Linked DNA regions of Homo sapiens: region 2 is linked to region 1. Evidence: read pairs that join two places in POLR2A ChIA-PET (ENCODE). Cell type or tissue: OCI-LY7. All regions are shown on one strand. Each heading gives the region's core, and the rest is flanking DNA. Links, peaks and the distances in the headings are about the cores only. Region 1 has its middle 31 kb from the start of SLC25A33. Region 2 has its middle 16 kb from the start of LINC02606.

The links. Peaks named below come from ENCODE experiments on the same cell type or tissue, not always from the same donor. Only the 100,000 strongest peaks of a DNase experiment are listed, where the experiment ranks them.
Region 2: POLR2A ChIA-PET joins it to region 1 with 7 read pairs; 3 of 35 experiments call an interaction of 5 or more read pairs at or near these places.

Annotation. Positions count from the first base shown.
Region 1 is chr1:9,503,436-9,512,612 of GRCh38, reverse strand. No RefSeq gene overlaps it. Among named protein-coding and RNA genes, the nearest start is that of SLC25A33, 31 kb to the left of the region's middle. In OCI-LY7, for the core only: no CTCF peak of the experiment used is centred there; no DNase peak of the experiment used is centred there.
Region 2 is chr1:9,408,779-9,417,955 of GRCh38, reverse strand. No RefSeq gene overlaps it. Among named protein-coding and RNA genes, the nearest start is that of LINC02606, 16 kb to the left of the region's middle. RefSeq lists enhancers at 1-47, 3,910-4,039, 4,050-4,329, 3,485-4,416, 4,417-5,350 and 1 more. In OCI-LY7, for the core only: no CTCF peak of the experiment used is centred there; DNase peaks (open chromatin) are centred at 4,225, 4,685, 5,284 and 7,045; H3K4me3 peaks cover 1,746 bases; H3K27ac peaks cover 4,506 bases.

The sequences.
Region 1 (9,177 bases), core at 1,316-6,315:
CAAAGGAAGGGGGAAGTAACTCGTGGAATGCTGAGAAAGGTAAAAACACCTTCAAATAAGGAAGAGGAACAGGCTATGAGCTAATGCTTGCTTGGACCAGTATAAGCATGCCAGAGCAAATATTTAGGCTAAATTGTGGGAGCTAAGAACATAAAGTACATTGATTTCTTTATTATGGCTAGCAGATATTCAAGAATATTAGCACAGGTCTTTGAATAAATTTTGCTTCTAAGAGAGGTTACTATTTATTCCTAATTAGACAGGGAAGAACATCTTTTAAGAGGAACTTCTACTTTACTTTTTACACCCAGTGGGTGGAGGTTCGATCATGGCACAATCTCGGCTCACTGTACTCCAGCCTGGGTGACACAGCAAGACCCTGTCTCCAAAAAAATAAATAAATAAAAATAAAAATGGCCAAGCGTGGTGGCTCACGCCTGTAATCCCAGCACTTTGGGAGGCCGAGGCGGGCGGATCACGAGGTCAGGAGATCGAGACCATCCTGGCTAACAGGGTGAGACCCTGTCTTTACTAAAAATACAAAAAATTAGCCAGGCGTGGTGGCGGGTGCCTGTAGTCCCAGCTGCTCGGGAGGCTGAGGCAGGAGAATGGCGTGAACCCGGGAGGCGGAGCTTGCAGTGAGCTGAGATCGCGCCACTGCACTGCAGCCTGGGGGACAGAGCGAGACTCCGTCTCAAAAAAAAAAATAAATAAATAAATAAATAAATAAATAAATAAAAATAAACTGTAAACTAAGTTCTCCCCAAAGTTAGTTCAGCCTACACCCCGGAGTGAACCAGGACAGCTTGGAGATTAGAAGCAAGATGGAGTTGGTTAGGTCAGCTCTCTTTCAAATTTTGTCATGGCAGTTTCAGCAGGGCAGAAAGAACCCATCATGGGATTCCATGGCTTCCAGGTGATGAAAGCTCTCTTTCCCCTGGCGTTGCCTCTGCCGCTTTCCCTCCGCCCTCCCTGCTTGCCTGGCGTGGCCTCCTCTGTGGCTCCTTCTCTTCTGCCCCCTGTGCTGGGTCCCAGGCCCACCCTTCTGAAGCGGCTACGTTGTCTGGGGTAAATACCCTGGGGTTCATCGTCTTGCCCCAGAAAAACTTAGGACACGGACACACATGAGGCGTTTAGGAGTGGAGGTTCAACAAGCAAGAGAAAGAGAAAGAAAGAGGAACACAGCTCTCTCTCTAGTGAGAGAGAGGGGACTTCTGAGAGGAAAAGGCTGGCCAGCGGTGGATGCGCCGAATTTGTTTTTGTTTTTGTTTTTGAGACAGAGTCTCACTTTGTCGCCGAGGCTGGAGTGCAGTTGCACAATCCTAGCTCACTGAAACCTCCTGCTCACTGCAACATCCGCCTCCTGGGTTCGAGCAATCTTCAGCCTCCTGAGTAGCTGGGACTACAGGCATGCACCACCACGCCCGGCTAATTTTTGTATTTTTAGTAGAGATGGGGTTTCGCCATGTTGGCCAGGTTGGCCAACAAAAAAAAAAAAACAATCTTTAAAAAAATCAATCAGCAGCCCGGCGTTCCCAGCATCCTTTCCCCTACACTTGGCCGCACATTTTCTGACCCTGCACTGACCTGTCATTGTTCAGGGTGAGCTGTAGTGGATGGTGAAAGTGTTTCTAGAAGTCTTTTCTTCTATTTTTTTTTTTTTTTTTTTTTTTTTGTGAGACAGAGTCTTGCTCTGTCACCCAGGCTGGAGTGCAGTGGTGCGAACACGGCTCACTGCAACGGCGACCTTCTGGGCTTAAGTGAGTCTTCCCTTCAGCTTCTTGAGTAGCTGGGACTAGAGGTTCATGCTACCATGCCTGGCTAATTTTTGAAATGTCTTTGTAGAGATGCAGTCTCATTATGTTGCCCAGGCTGGTCTTGAACTCCTGGGCTCAAGCGATCCTCTCGCCTTGGCCTCCCAAAGTGCTGAGATTACAGGCATGAGCCACCATGCCCAGACATTTTTTTTTTTTTTCAAAGACAGGGTCTTGCTCTGTTGCCCAGGTTGGAGTGCAGTGGTGTGATCATAGCTCACTGTAGCCTTGAACTCTGGCCTCAAGCAATCTTCCTGCCTCAGCTTCTTGAGTAGCTAAGACTACAGGCCTGCACTACCTCACCTGGCTACAGAAGCCTTTTCTATAAGAATTTTACATACACAGACTTGACGACAAACCGCATAGATATTCACCACCAAACTTAGCCCACCTTCTCATCAGATTCCAAACACCTGCATCCATTGTAATGATCCCTGACGGGAGGGGCAACGCACAGTGGGAGGTCAAAATGGAAAGGGTTCATATTTAACCACTTCCCCTTTGCAAGTTTGGCAAAAACATTTGACCAGGAGAGGCCCATTGCTGGAGTCCCTGCAGCTTAAGCTGGGTTTGCCCCTGCGTGAAGCACCTGCAGGAGTTTAGAACCCAAGTTCTCCTTGTGTTGTAGAGAAGACGGTGCCTGTGGTTCTCTTAAGGACATTTGTACATTATCTGGCTGGTGAATCCAAAAGAAAAGCAATAATTTTTTTTTTTTTTTTTTGAGATGGTATCTTGCTCTGTCATCCAGGCTGGAGTGCAGTGGTTCGATCTTGGCTCACTGCAACCTCTGCCTCCCAGGTTCAAGGGATTCTCATGCTTCAGCCTCCCGAGTAGCTGGAATTACAGGCGCGTGCCATCACGCCCAGCTAATTTTTGTATTTTTCATAGAGACGGGGTTTCGCCATATTGGCCAGGCCGGTCTCGAACCTGACCTCAGGTAATCCACCTGCCTGAGCCTCTCAGAGTGCTGGGATTACAGGTGTGAGCCATGGTGCCCAGCCAAAAAGCAATAGTTTAAAAACTTGCTTACACAAATACTCCCACCGCATTTTTCATAACAGCCAAATGTATTAGGGTTCTCTAGAGGGACAGGACTAACAGGATAGATATATATATATATATGGGGGAGTTTATTAAGGAGTATTGACTCACACGATCACAAGGTGAACTCCCACAATAGGCCGTCTGCAAGCTGAGGAGTGAGGAAGCCGGTTTGAGTCCCCAAACCTCAAAAGTAGGGAAACCAACAGTGCAGCCTTCAATGTGTGACCGAAGGCCTGGGAGCCCCTGGCAAACCACTGGTGTAAGTCCAAGATCCCAAAAGCTGAAGAACTTGAAGTCTGATATTTGAGGGCAGGAAGCATCCAGCACGGGAGAAAGATGAAGGCAGAAGACTCAGCAAGTCTAGTCCTTCCACCTTCTTCTGGCTGCTTTATTCTGGCTGCTCTGACAGCTGATTAGATGGTGCTCACCCAGATTGAGGGTGGGTCTGCCTCTCCCAGTCCACTGACTCAAATGTTAATCTCCTTTGGCAACACCCTCACAGACGCACCCAGGAACAATACTTTTGCATCCAAATCCAATCAATTTGACACTCATTATTAACCATCACACCAAACAACATAACAATGCTAATGTCCATCTATTGATGAATGGAAAAATGAAACATAGTATATTACCACACAATGGAATATACATATAAAAAGGGATGAAGTACTGATACATGCTATGAAATGAATGAACCTTGAAAACATCATGGTAGGCCAGGCGCGGTGGCTCATGCCTGTAATTCCAGCACTTTGGGAGGCTGAGGCAGGCGGATCACGAGGTCAGGAGATCAAGACCATCCTGGCTAACATAGTGATATCCCGTCTCTACTAAAAATACAAAAAAAATTAGCTGGGCGTGGTGGCGGGTTCCTGTAGTCCCAGCTACTCCGGAGGCTGAGGCAGGAGAATGGCGTGAACCCAGGAGGCGCAGCTTGCCGTGAGCCGAGATTGCGCCACTGCACTCCAGCCTGGGCAACAGAGCAAGACTCCATCTCAAAAAAAAAAAAAAAAAAAAAAAAAAGCAAGTGAAAGAAGCCAGAGGATAAAGATCACGTAGTGTGTAATTCCATTTATAAGAGATTTGCAGAGTCGGGCGCAGTGGCTCACAACTATAATCCCAGCACTTTGGGAGGTCAAGGCGAGCAGATCACTTCAGGTCAGGAGTTTGAGACCAGTCTGGCCAACATGGTAAAACCTTGTCTCTATTAAAAATACAAAAATTAGCTGGGCATAGTGGCGGGCGCCTGTAATCCCAGCTACTTGGGAGGCTGAGGCAAGAGAATTGCTTGAACCCGAGAGGCAGAGGTTGCAGTGATCCGAGATCATGCCACTGCACTCCAGCCTGGGAGACAGAGTGAGACTCCATCTCAAAAAAAGAGATTTGCAGAGAAGGCAAATTCACAGAGACAGAAAGTTTAGGGTTGTCAGGAGCTGGGGAAGGGAGAATTGAGAGTAACAGCTAAGGGATATGGCTTCTTTTAGAGTGATGAAAATCTTCCAAAATTGATTGTGGTGATAGTTGCACAACTCTGTGAGTCTACTAAAAATCATACAATTTGTCCACTTTTTTCTTTTGTGGCATGGCCTGGCTCTGTCCCTTAGGCTGGAGTGTAGTGGTGCAATCTCAGCTCACTGCAACCTCTGCCTCCCGGGCTCAAGTCATCCTCTCATTTCAGCCTCCTGAGTAGCTGGGACTGCAGGCGTGCATCACCATGCACAGCCAATTTTTGTATTTTTTGTAGAGACAGGGTTTCACCAGGTTGCCCAGGCTGGTTTCGAACTCCTGAGCTCACGCAATCTGCCTTTCTCGACCTCCCAAAGTGCTGGCATTACAGGTGTGAGCCACTGCACCCAACCCAGCTGTACACTTTAAATGTATGAGTTGTATGGTATGTGAATGATAGCTTAATAAAGCTGTTACCAAAAACCTAATCACAACAAAACCCTTACTGATCGCTTTGAGACAGTATTTATTTAGATTCATAATACACATCAACGGGAGGTGTCACTGTGTGAATTCTCAGGGTGATTCAGAGTTATAGAGTCACTTTTGTGAAAACTCCAACTTGGGTCAAGCAGCTTCAGGCCAACACAGGACCAGCTGAAGAGGCTTATTCCAAGGGTGCATGTTCAAAGTCTGGATACCACATGGAACCAGGCTGTGGGGTGATGGAAACTGAGCAGGAATGAAAGGGAACAGGCAGGCCGGACGGGGTGGCTCACGCCTGTAATCCCAGCACTTTGGGAGGCTGGGACAGGTGGATCACTTGAGATCAGGAGTTTGAGACCAGCCTGGTCAACAGGATGAAACCCCATCTCTACTAAAAATACAAAAATTAGTTGGGTGCAGTTGCACACGCCTGTAGTCCCAGCTACTGGGGAGGCTGAGTCAGGAGAATCGCTTGAATCCAGGAGATGGAGGCTGCAGTGAGCCGAGATCTCACCACTGCATCCAGCCTGGGCGACACAGCAAGACTCCATCTTAAAAAAAAAAAAAAAAAAAAAAAAGAGGCCATGCACAAAGGAGAGCTAGTCACACTTGTTTCAGCCTTTAATTGTCATCTCTTTCCCCTCTAAGATACTAAAGCAAGATTGGAACCTGGGACAGTTTTGCAAGCGACAGAATTTTAACCTGGTCTGTGGGGCTGTTGTCCTGCCTTGGAGGGAGGCCAGTTTCTGATGCCAGATTGAATGTAGATGCGATTGCAGCTGCAGTTAGGAAACAGTAGTAAAGCACCCAAGGAAATCAGTTTATTTTCTCTTTTTTTTTTTTGAGATGGAGTTTCGCTCTGTTGCCGAGGCTGGAGTGCAATGGCGTGATCTCGGCTCACCACAACCTCTGCCTCCCGGGTTCAAGTGATTCTCCTGCCTCAGCCTCCTGAGTAGCTGGGATTACAGGCACCCCCCATCATGCTAATTTTTGTATTTTTAGTAAAGATGGGGTTTCACCATGTTAGCCAGGCAGGTCTCGACCTCCTGATCTCTGGTGATCCACCCGCGGCCTCCCAAAGTGCTGGGATTACAGGTGTGAGCCACTGCACCTGGCAGAAACCAGTTTCAGAAGTGAATCGAGAGGGACTGTCACATGCATCAGAGGAGCCCGTTCCAGGGGGACACCGTTAGTCCAGGTGGGTTTTCAGAGCAATTACAGAGAATTTGCTCTCCTTCAAGGTCCAGCATGCAGACCTGCAGGACTTACAGCCTCACGGACAAGCTCTCAGTGTCAGTGGCCACCGTGGACACGTGCTGCCCTTCTTGACCTTGCTGTCCCCGTGTGCCTCCCATGGGTGTGGAAGGAAATGGGTTTAGCTTCTCTTTCACTAGGAACTCACCTGGGCATTAGGCACTATAGTGGGTTGAACGGTGGCGCCCCAAATATATGTCCATCCAGAACCTGCGATTGTGACCGTATTTGAAAAAAGCGTCTGTGCAGATGTGATTAAGAACGTCTAGATGAGGCCGGGCGGGGTGGCTCACGCCTGTAATCACAGAACTCTGGGAGGCCGAGGTGGGCGGATCACCTGAGGTCAGGAGTTCGAGATTAGCCTGGCCAACATGGCGAAACCCCGTCCCTACTAAAAATACAAAAAATTAGCCAGGCGTGGTGGTGTGTGCCTGTAATCTCAGCTACATGGGAGGCTGATGCAGAAGAATTGCTTGAACTCGGGAGGCGGAGGTTGCAGTGAGCCGAGATCACACTATTGCACTCCAGCCTGGGTGACAGAGTGAAACCCTGTCTCAAAGGAAAAAGCAAAAAGAAAAAGAACCTCTAGTTGAGATCATTCTGGATGCCTGGTTGGACCCTAATTCCAATGACTGGTGTCCTTATAAAAAACAGAAGGGGAGACACAGATGCAGAGGAGACGGCCCTGGGAAGACAGAGGCAGAGGTTGGGTGACGCAGCCACAGGTGAAGTCACACCTGGAGCCTCCCAAAGCTGGAAGAAGCAGGGAAGGGTGCTGCCCCAGAGCCTTCGGAGACAGTGTGGCCCTGCCAACACCTTGATTTGAACTTCTGGCCTCTGAAACTGTGAGAGACTCAATTTCTGTTGTGTTAAGCCACCCAGTTTATGGCCATTTGTTACAGTAGCCACAGGAAATTAATACAGTTCTTCTGGGTCTCAGCACCTCATCAATAATGTATTGTCAAATAAAGCAGCGTTTACCACAGGCTGGGGACTATGTAGGTTAAGCCTTTTATCTATTTACACTGTCTAATCCTTGGAATAATCTGTAAGGTAGGTGCTGCTATATTCCGGTTTTGCCAGTGCAGGAGAGCGGCTCAGACTGGGTGAGTGTCCTGGCCGCAGAGGTGGCTGGTGGGGCCCTGCTGTGTGAGCAGGTGGGGCCTGCTGTGGCTCCCTCCTGGGCTCTTGCTCTTGGCCACCTGATACAGGAGCACAGAGAATGTAACATGTATAGCCACCGGCCAGGCCCTGTCCCTGAGATCTTCAATTCTGTGCACTGACTCGCACTCCAGGGGGGCCTGAGAGGCTGCGGGAGGATTAAAGGGTTACGTTCAAGCCTTCAGTGGCAAGGCCTGGAAATGATGCTGAAAGACTCTCGTGGCCCTGCCTGGAAAGACCTTTTTTTTTTTTTTTTTTTTTTTTTTTTTTAATTGAGATGGAGTCTCACTCTGTTGCCCAGGCTGGAATGCAGTGCTGCCATCTCGGCTCACTGCAACCTCCACCTCCCAGTTCAAGAGATTCTTCTGCCTCAGCCTCCTGAGTAGCTGGGATTGCAGGCATGTGCCACCACACCTGGCTAATTTTTGTATTTTTAATAGAGATGGCGTTTCACCTTGTTGGCCAAGCTGGTCTCGCACTCCTGACCTCAGGCGATCTGCCCACGTTGGTCTCCCAAAGTGCTGGGATTATAGGCGTGAGCCCCGGGCCCAGCCTGGAAGGACTTCTCTTGCAGCTCCTCTTCCTGCCCCCGCAGATCCCTACAGTAAGTACCCTGGATGGGAGAGAGATGCTTGGTGGCGATTGAGAGGTCAGCACTGGAAGTCATCCTGGAGACCCGGCCCCTCCTGGTACAGGTGTGGCATTGAGTGTGAATGGAAAGAAAATGTTGGCCCATGGCTTGATATGGGGGCATGGAAACAGGAGCGATGGTGGATGTTGAAGGCTTGGCAGTGCACAAACAGGGCTGCTTCGGAAGGGACCATGCGACAAACAGGGCCCGGGGTGTGGTGGGCTCACTGAGACCCCTGTGATGGGGAGGACCCAGCCTGGCCCTGCCCACAGCCACAGCCTCTAAGGACGGTGGTGCTTCTCCCCCCAGGCTGTCCACTTGCACCCCTCATGCCTCACCCTGGAACCCCAGAAGAAAGCAGCAGTGGTTGTTTAAATAATAAAAAATTTGGCCAGGTGCAGTGGCTCATGCCTGTAATCCCGGCACTTTGGGAGCCCGAGGTGGGTCGATCATTTGAGTGAATGAAAAAATCTCAAGAGTGAATTTTAGGTCAGGAGTTTGAGACCAGCCTGGACAACATAGTGAAACCCCATCTCTTCTAAAAATACACACAAAAAATTAGCTGGTTGTGGTGGTGCACACCTGTAATCCCAGCTACTAGGGAGGCTGAGGCAGAAGAATCGCTCAAACATGGGAGACATAGGTTGCAGTGAGTGGAGATTGCACCACTGCACTCCAGCCTGGGGGACAGAGTGAGACTTTGTCTTAAAAATAAAAAAATAGGCTGGGTGCGGTGGCTCACACCTGTAATTCCAGCACTTTGGAAGCCCGAGGCAGGTGGATCACCTGAGATCGGGAGTTCGAGACCAGCCTGACCAACATGGAGAAACCCTGGCTCTACTAAAAATGCAAAATTAGCCAGGTGTGGTGGTTCATGCCTGTAATCCCAGCTACTTGGGAGGCTGAGGCAGGAGAATTGCTTGAATCTGGGAGGTGGAGGTTGCGGTGAGCTAAGATTGTGCCACTGCACTCCAGCCTGGGCAACAAGAGTGGAACTCCATCTCAAAAAAATAAATAAAAAATAATAAAATTAAAAAAATACATAAAATAAAAACATTAATAATAAATAGGTGTGGGTCCTGGGGTGCAGGGCTCTGAGGAATGCTCATTCAAGGCAAGTGATCTTTAGCCCCGTGACCTTTCCAATGCCAGCTGGGGAGCTCATCCGCCTGTCCGGCCAGAACAAATGAAAAACAGGCACCCGGGAGTCACCTGAGCCACCACCCTGTGTTCCCTCCTCTTCTTGGAGTGAAATAACAGCCCGGCTGATGCCATGAGGTGAAACTAGGGCCCAGGAGCCGCCGGCCCCTCATGGGACAGACTGTACGGCCCAGGCTC
Region 2 (9,177 bases), core at 2,140-7,139, 95 kb after region 1:
CTGCCCCAGTTTGGGGATGAGTGTCTGGGTGTGTCTGTGACTGGCAGGAAGCGGAGCAGAGCCTCCTCGGCCGCTGGGTTTGGGCTTCTGTGTCTGTGGGGTACAGACAGCAGCTGCAGGTTGCTGGGTCCCCGGGGCCCCAGAGGCTGTCCTGGTGGTGATGGGGATGGGTGGAGAGCTAGGATGACAGTTATTTCCTTAAGGGCACTTTTCTCAGTAAATGGAATTGTTGTATGGATGACTCTGGAACAAGAATCAACTCCGCGAGGCTTTGTTCGGGCCTCTGGATGCTGAAGCGAGACATCTGAGGGTCTCCAATAATGAGGCTACTGAAGCTCTTCCAGTGGTGAGGCATTTTCCATCCGTGTGACCTGCACAGTGCTTAGCATGTCCAGCCCTTAGCATGTATTAGGTCACTTGGTCGTCCAGCACTCCCGTGATGGAGGCACCACTCCTGCACACAGGGAAACTGAGGTTCGGAATCCAGTCTGGGAGAAGGTGGTGGAGGGTGGAACCGGGATTTGGACCTGGGTCTTTCTTCTCAGCTTATGTTCCTAAGCAGCCACCCTGCCCCCATGGAGGGGACGAGAGTTGCAGCAGGGTCTGCAGCCACAGGGGGAGGTGGATGCCCGGGGCCCTCACCCTAGATGTTGGGCAGCGGCTACCCCTCCGGCCAAGCCCTCGGCCCTTTGCCAACCAGCTGCTCCGGGTTGACCAGGAGTGTCTCCTTCTCTGCCCCTCTGCGTGGGTCAGTAAGGGCATGGCTCTTCTGAGCAACTGGAGGAGTGTGAATGTGAGCGAGTGAGTGTGAGCATGTGAAGATGGAGGAGTGTGTGTGAGCGTGTGTGTGGTGCGTACGAATGTATGAGCATGCATATGTGTGTGGGAGTCTTGCTCCCTCTCTGATCCAACCAGGACACATAGCGGCCATGGGGTTAGCTGGCCTTCGGGGCATGGCGGCCTTCCTGGGGCTGGGACAGATGACGGAGTCACTGCGGGAAAGTGGAAACTGGAGAGGGTGTGGGAAGGAGGCTGTGGCTGAGGGAGGCACAGGGAGCATGGGGTGGGAAATGGGTGTGGGAAAGGTGAGGTACCCTGGAGACTTGCGGGGCAACCAAGAGGTGAGATGAGTGAAAGGTCAAGAAACTTTGGAAATACTCGAGTCACTGAAAAATAAAGGGGGAGGGAATCTTGTCTCATGTCCCCAGGGATGCACCGGGGACACGTTAAGCATGTGCCCTTCTGGAACTGTCCCCACCCACCCTCAGCCTGCGTCTCACTGCTTTCCGCCTTCCGGGTTACCCTGGATGGGGCCTCACTGCCAAGCCAGGACACCATGCCCCCTGCCCTGGCCCATGCCTTCCCTCACCCAGCTTGCCAAAACCCTGCCCATCTTTGAAGATGCGGTTTATGCCTCACCTCCTTCGAGAAGCCATGCAAAGTGTTTCTCCTGCCTGGTCCAAGCTGCTCATTTGCACAGATCTTGACTCTCAACTATACTGGGGAGTCTCTCACGACTTCACCCTCCTGTCCAATGGGGCCAGGCTAGGCTCCAGGTCAACACCATTGTTGATGGTGAAAGCCATGTGTGTGGGTGGGACGTCGGGGGCGGGAGAGATCGCACCCCCTGCCCCGTCCTCAATGAAGCCTCATTCCCATTTTTCTTTAAATATAATAACATTTGGGGCTGGGCGCAGTGTCTCACACCTGTAATCCCAGCACTTTGGGAGGCTGAGGCGGGCAGATCACCTAAGGACAGGAGTTTGAGACCAGCCTGGCCAACATGGTGAAACCCCGTCTCTACTAAAAATACAAAATTAGGTGGGCATGGTGGCTGGCGCCTGTAATCCCAGCTACTTGGGAGGCTGAGGCAAGAAAATCGCTTGAATCTGGGAGGCAGAGCTTGCAGTGAGCTGAGACTGGGCCACTGCACTCCAGCCTGGGTGACAGCAAGATTCCGTTTCAAAAACAAACAAACAACAACAACAAAACCCACCACTACCACCACCACCACCAGAAACATTTGGCAGGATTAAAGATGGGCATTTTGGACTTAGACTAACTTGGGTTCAAGTTCACTCTCCTGCTTAGTGTGTGGCAACCTTTCATGCTGTAATCCCACATTTGGAAATATGAGCATTTGACTTAAGATAATCTAATCATCTCAAAAGATGAAAGAATGGCCGGGCACAGTGACTCATGCCTGTAATCCCAGCAGTTTGGGAGGCCGAGGCAGACAGATCACTTGAGGGAAGGAGTTCAAGACCAGCCTGGCCAACATGGCAAAACCCCATCTCTACTAAAAATACAAAAATTAGCAAGGCGAGGTGGCAGTCGCCTGTAATCCCAGCTACTCGGGAAGCTGAGGCAGGAGAATCGCTTGAACCCAGGAGGTGGAGGTTGCAGTGAGCCAACATTGTGCCACTGCACTCCAGCCTGGGAAACAGAGCAAGACTCCATCTCAAAAAAAAAAAAAAGAAAAAGAAAAAGAAAGAATGTTCCACATAAAGATGTTCACAACAGTATTATTTATAATAGCAAAGAGCTGGAAACTATCTACCTATAGGTATACCTATAGATATACCTTCAAATGGGAGAATGGCTAAATGAATAATGGCATTATCTACTGAATAAATATTAGAGTTTTTTTTTCTTTTTAAATAGAGTCTCTGTTGCCCAGGTTGGAGTGCAGTGTTGCAATTTTGGCTCACTGCAGCCTCCACCTCCCTTGTTCTAGTGATCCTTGTGCCTCAGCCTCCCGAGTAGCTGGGATTACAGGCATGTGTCACTACAACCGGCTAATTTTTGTATTTTTAGTAGAGACGGGGTTTCACCGTGTTGGCCAGGCTGGTCTCGAACTCCTAATCTCAAGTGATCCACCCACCTTGGCCTCCCAAAGTGCTGGAATTACAGGCGTGAGCCACCACACTTGGCCTACATAGATATTTTAAAAGATGGTTATGATGCCTTTCTGGTAACATATCAAGTTTTCTAATAATGTAAAATATAGCATGAGGCTGGGTACAGTGGTTGATGCCCATAAATCCCAGCACTTGGAGAGGCCAAGGCTGGAGCATTGCTTGAGCCCAGGAGTTCGAGATCAGCCTGGGCAACATAGGGAGACACCATCTCTACATACAAAAGTCAGCCGGGTGTAGTGGCATGTGCCTGTAGTCCCAGCTACTCAGGAGGTTGAGGTGGGAGGATTGCTTGAGCCTGGAAGGTTGAGGCTGCATGCAGTGAGCCATGATTGTGCCACTGCACTGCACTCCAGCCTGGGTGACAAAGCGAAACCGTCTCAAAAATAAAATAAAATAATAAAATAAAATACAGCATGAACAACAACCTTACACCCAAATGTCTTCATAGGAGAAACAGCAAAAGAAAACACAGCAGGCCAGGCAAAGTGGCTCATGCGTGTTATCCCAGCACTTTGGGAGGCCAAGGCAGATGGATTTGACCCTAGGAGGCAGAGGTTGCAGTGAGCCAAGATTGCACCACTGCACTCCAGCCTGTACGACAGAGCGAGACCCTATATCGAAAAAAAAAAAAAAAGAAAAAAGAAAAGAAAACACAGCAAAATGTTCGTGGTTAACAGCACTATGGGTAAGTTCAGCTTTGCACTTTTCTATAACAACATGAATAACATATCAAGATTAATTATATTTTAAAAATATCTTTTTTCTTATCTTGAAAGTCATGTTTATTTTTCGTAAAACAATATGAATAAGGAGAAGAAGAAAAACATGTTAACATTTCATGTATTTCCTTCCAGTCCTTTCTCCACACATATTTCCACATCTATAAATAGATAGGCTTTTGACTAGGGAAGAAAAATCCCAAGGAATTTTGGAGGCATTCTCTCTGAGCTTGGAGGTCTCAGTTCCCTGGAAGTTCCCTGCAGCTCTGGGAAGCGCTGGGCGGCTGGCCCAGGCCTGTGGGGTGAGAGCTGCTCCCTGCCCAGGATCTCGGGCCAGGGTGAGCCCATCACCTCACCATCCTCCAGCAGAACGCTGCCCCTCATTGATCCCAGGCCCAACTTCTCCAGTCCAGCCTCCTGGCCCTGGTCCTGCTTCTTGCCTCCCTTTCCAGGGACCTCTAAGCAACCCATTTGCTAATGAATCCTGACCTTTGCAACATCTCAAGCCTCTAACCCGTGGGAGACTTTTGCCTCTTTCAAGTGGTTTGGCAGTTGTTGGCCACGGGTGGGGGATTTTCCGTTTCGGTTCCATGAGTTGGCCAATCAGCAGCAGATTTGGCCCCGGAGGTTTGGTGGGGCCGGGGCCTGCTGGGCCCTGCCCGGCCTCACCCTGCTCAGGTGGGGATACTTGCCACCAGGCTGTGCCAGAGCTGGCTGCCCTGGGCCCCTGGGAATCTGTTGGCAGCACTCAAGTGGCCCTGCAGGGCTGGCGACTCATTCACCCCCACAAGCAAGGCCAGCTCACCCTTCCCAGGCTCAGGGGCTCTCTGCTCTTCCTAAGAAATGCCATGCACACTGGGGATAAGACTCCCTGTCCCCACCCCAGTCCCGTCCCAGCTTGTGGCCACATCTGCCCCCAAGAATAAGATTCTGTGATTCAGAGCTTCTCTATTCCCCCTACACCCGCCCTCCTCCTCCCAGCCTCCGCCCCACCCCCACCATCCTGAGCTCTCAGCAGCTTTCTGATAACCACAGCTGTGTTTCTTTCTTGGTCAGAGGTGAGCATGAGCCGAGAGTCACTGGGCTTTGCCCAGAGCCGACTTTCCCTTGTAGCTCAGCGGCTTGTTTCCACTTAGAAGGCAAAACAGGTCAGGCCAGCGAGGCCCTCCCTGCTGGGTCAGGGTGAGGACAGGGCTGCGGGGGGGGCTGGGCTGGGGACCAGAGCAGGAGGAGCAGGCGCCCAGGGGCTGCCCTTGTAAGTGTGCTCCAGTGCCCAGCACGGTGCCTGGCACACAAAAGGCCCATTGGAGGATTTATGGGACAGACGCTCTTCCCAAGCCCCAAGGGGACGTGGTAGAGGGATGTGGTCACATTTTTATTTTGTGATGATGGGAAGAATTATTTTTGTTTCATTGTCTAAAAGCTTAAGTCTATCCAAAAAACATCTGCTAAACATCCACTGTGTGTGGAATAAGTACTTTTTTTGGTCACCCCATCCCTCACCCGCCGCCCCAGACTTTGTTTCTGTCTCTCTCATGTCTAAGGGGAGGAGAACAACGTTTTGCAGACCTGGTCTCATGACCGGGCCGGTGTGTTGGAATGTAAGATGACTTTCTTTAGCAATGTCCCCTTGAATCCATTAGACATTTATTTTAGGTTGAGATGGTACTTTTAAAACCATTGTTAATGGTTTGAGGAGGCCTCAGACACCAAGGTGCCCCAGAATTGATGGCTGAGCCCACAAGCTGGCTGCTTGCCAAGGTGAAGGCCTGAGCCACCTCTCCCACTCCACCTTTTTTTTTTTTTTTTGAGAGTTTTGCTCTGTCACCCAGGCTGGAGTGCAGTGGCGTGATCTCGGCTCACTGCAACCTCCACCTCCCGGGTTCAAGCGATTATCGTGCCTCAGCCTCCCGAGTAGCTGGGATTACAGGTGCCTGCCACTGTGCCTGGCTAATTTTTGTATTTTTAGTAGAGGTGGGGTTTCACCATGTTGGCCAGGCTGGTCTTGAACTCCTGACCTTGTGATCCGCCCACCTCAGCCTTCCAAAGTGCTGGGATTATAGGCATGAGCCACCATGCCCCGCCTATTTTAATGTTTAATATTAGAAGTTGTATTAGTCCATTTTCACGCTGCTGATAAAGACATACCCAAGACTGGGCAATTTACAAAAGAAAGAGGTTTAATTGGGCTTATAGTTCCATGTGGCTGGGGGGGCCTCACAGTCATGGCAGAAGGCAAGGAGGAGCATGTCCCATCTTACATGGATGGCGGCAGGCAAAAAGACAGAACTTGTGCAGGGGAACTCCTCTTTTTAAAACCATCAGATCTCATGAGACCCATTCACCGTCACGAGAACAGTACGAGCAAGACCTGCCCTATGATTTAATCACCCCCCACCGGGTCTCTCCCACAACACGTGGGAATCGTAGGAGTTACAAGATGAGATTTGGGTGGGGACACAGAGCCAAACTGTAGTTTGCCTGTAGTCCAGGGTGCTTGGGAGGTGAGGTGAGAGGATCGCTTAAGCCTGGGAGGCAGAGGTTGCAGTGAGCTGAGATTGCACCACTGTACTCCAGCCTGGGCAACAGGGGAAGACCCTGTCTAAAAAAAAAAAAAAAAAAAAAAAAAAGAAAGAAAGGAAAAAAAAGAAAAAGGCCAGGTGCGCTGGCTCATGCCTGTAATCCCAGCACTTTGGGAGGCTGAGGCGGGTGGATCACCTGAGGTTGGGAGTTCAAGACTAGTCTGACTAACATAGTGAAACCCCATCTCTACTAAAAATACAAAATTAGCCGGGTGTGGTGGCTCATGCCTGTAATCCCAGCTACTTGGGAGGCTGAGGCAGGAGAATCGCTTGAACCTGGGAGGTGAAGGTTGCAGTGAGCCGAGATTATGCCATTGCACTCCAGCCTGGGCAACAAGAGTGAAACTCTGTCTCAAAAAAAAAAAAAAAGAAAGAAAGAAAAGAAAAGAAAAGAGAGAGGTGGGCAGGTCTCTCCTACATTGTGTTATGGTAGTGTGGTGGTGTGGTCGTGTGGTGTTGTGGTGTTGTGGTAGTGTGGTATTGTGGTGTTATGGTAGTGTGGTGTGGTAGTGTGGTGTTGTGGTGTGGTGTTGTGGTGGTGTGGTAGTGTGGTGGTGTGGTGTTGTGGTGGTGTGGTAGTGTGGTGTTCTGGTAGTGTGGTGGTGTGGTGTTATGGTAGTGTGGTAGTGTCCTGGTCAAAGGGCTTTCTGCCACCACGTTATCTTCTTTTGCAGGCCGACTGTTGCAACTTTATTCTACTGCATTATACAAGCAGGGACTGTGCTATCTGGAGGCCAGACCAGACTGGTAGAGAAGTATCTTAAGTGTTTCCTGACACCACAAATCCCCAAACACACTTGTGGTTCAGTTTCTGCTCACGCTACCCGACTTAAGTAACTTGTGCAGGACTCCAATCATCTCAGCATTAAGCCCTCCTGCACTCAAGGCCTTGCTCTGTGGCCTTTGAGCCTCAGCTTCCTGAGCTGTAAAATAGAGCTAGTAAGACCTTTCCTATAGAGCTGTAGGGGAATGGGTTCACGGCACGGTGGAGCTGACTTGTACTGACTCAGGAGGGTTGACTGATGATTTTCAGAAATCATTGGAGCCAGTTTGTAAATACAGCCATCATTAACAATTAAGTTCTATACACTTACGATTAAATAAATTATATTAAAAACAAAGCTCTAAAGACTCAAGACTCCTGGCTTCCTAATTATCTTACTACATTTTACCTATGCCCTGAGGTTATTTATATCCATGGTCTCTGCCTTGTGGAAGTGCTAGTAATGGTGGCTACTGAACACCTCTTCCCAACTCCACATTCAACAATGTCACTCTGGGACCTCAAAACCAACTGCGCTGGGAGTATTTACACCACAGAAATGGGCAAATGCTCTCAGCCAGGGCTTTCTTTACTCTTTTGTTGATTTTCTAGATTTAAGAAAGCAATGGAGAAAATGTTAATATTGGCCAGGCACGGTGGCTCACACCTGTAATCTCAGCATTTGGGAGGCCGAGGTGGGCAGATCACTGAGGTCAGGAGTTCAGGACCAGCCTGGCCAACATGATGAAACCCTGTCTCTACTAAAAATACAAAAATTAGCTTGGTGTGGTGTCGCATACCTGTAACCCCAGCTACTTGAGAGGCTGAGGCAGGAGAATCACTTGAACCCAGGAGGTGGAGGTTGCACTGAGCCGAGATTGTGCCACTGCACTCCAGCTTGGGCCACAGAGTGAGACTCCAAAACAAAAAGTTAATATTGCAAATTAAACTTGAAAGTGAATTGTACTTCTAGCAATAACATTGTGAATAGTACAAAAGATAAGGAACTATTCTCCCAGTATTCAAAGCTGTTATCCAATTTAGCAAAAAAAAGTAAAGTTCCAATATATAGTTGTCCCTTGGTATCCCAGACCCAGCCACCCAGGTGGAAGAAGGAGCCCAGGACCTGGAGGACACAGAACAGTGGAGGTGTCAGGCCAGGCCTGTGAGGTTTGGAGCTGGACCTGAACAGGATGGGGCCTCCAACTCTATCACTCCCACCCACCAAAGGGCAAGCTGGGCCCTGGCAAGTTGCAGGCCGAGAGTTTGGAAGCATAGGCTCCAGGTGTGAGTTCAAACCCTGGCTGTGACATTTATTTATTTATTTTTTTATTTTGAGACGGAGTCTCACTCTGTCACCAGGCTGAAGTGCAGCGGCGCAATCTAGGCTCACCGCAACTTCCACCTCCCGGGTTCAAGAAATTATCTTGCCTCAGCCTCCCAAGTAGCTGGGATTACAGGTACGCACCACCACGCCCGGCTGATTTTGTATTTTTAGTAGAGACGGGGTTTCTCCATGTTGGTCAGGCTGGTTTTGAACTCCCGACCTCAGATCCTGACATTTATAAGCTTCAATCTTGGGCAACCACTTACCTTCCTTCCCTGAGCCCTTGTTGTCCCATCTGGACCCATTAGTTTCAGGACCCTCCCTTGGATACCAAAATCCACGAATGCTCAAATCCCTTATATAAATTGGTGTAGTAGTTGCATATAACCTACACATATCCTCTCGTATATCTGAAATCATTTCTACACTACTTATAATACCTAATACAATGTAAATGCGGTGTAAATAGTTGTTATACTGTATTGTTTAGGAAATAATGACAAAAATAAGAAGTCTGTACATGTTTGGTACAGATGCAACCGTCCATTTTTTTTGAATGAATATTTTAGATCCATGGTTAGTTGAATCCATAAATGTGAAATCCACAGATTTAAAGGGCCTGCCGAATGTCTTTTTTGTTTCACTGTTTCTTACTCATTGACATACATGAAAATGCCAATCAACCCTCATATTAGAATCACACTCACTCATCAATACCATGAGCTATTTCTGGGCCAGGCTCAGTGGCTCACGCCTGTAATCCCAGCACTTTGGGAGGCCGAGGTGGGTGGATCACGAGGTCAGGAGTTTGAGACCAGCCTGACCAACATGGTGAAACCCCATCTCTACTAAAAATACAAAAATT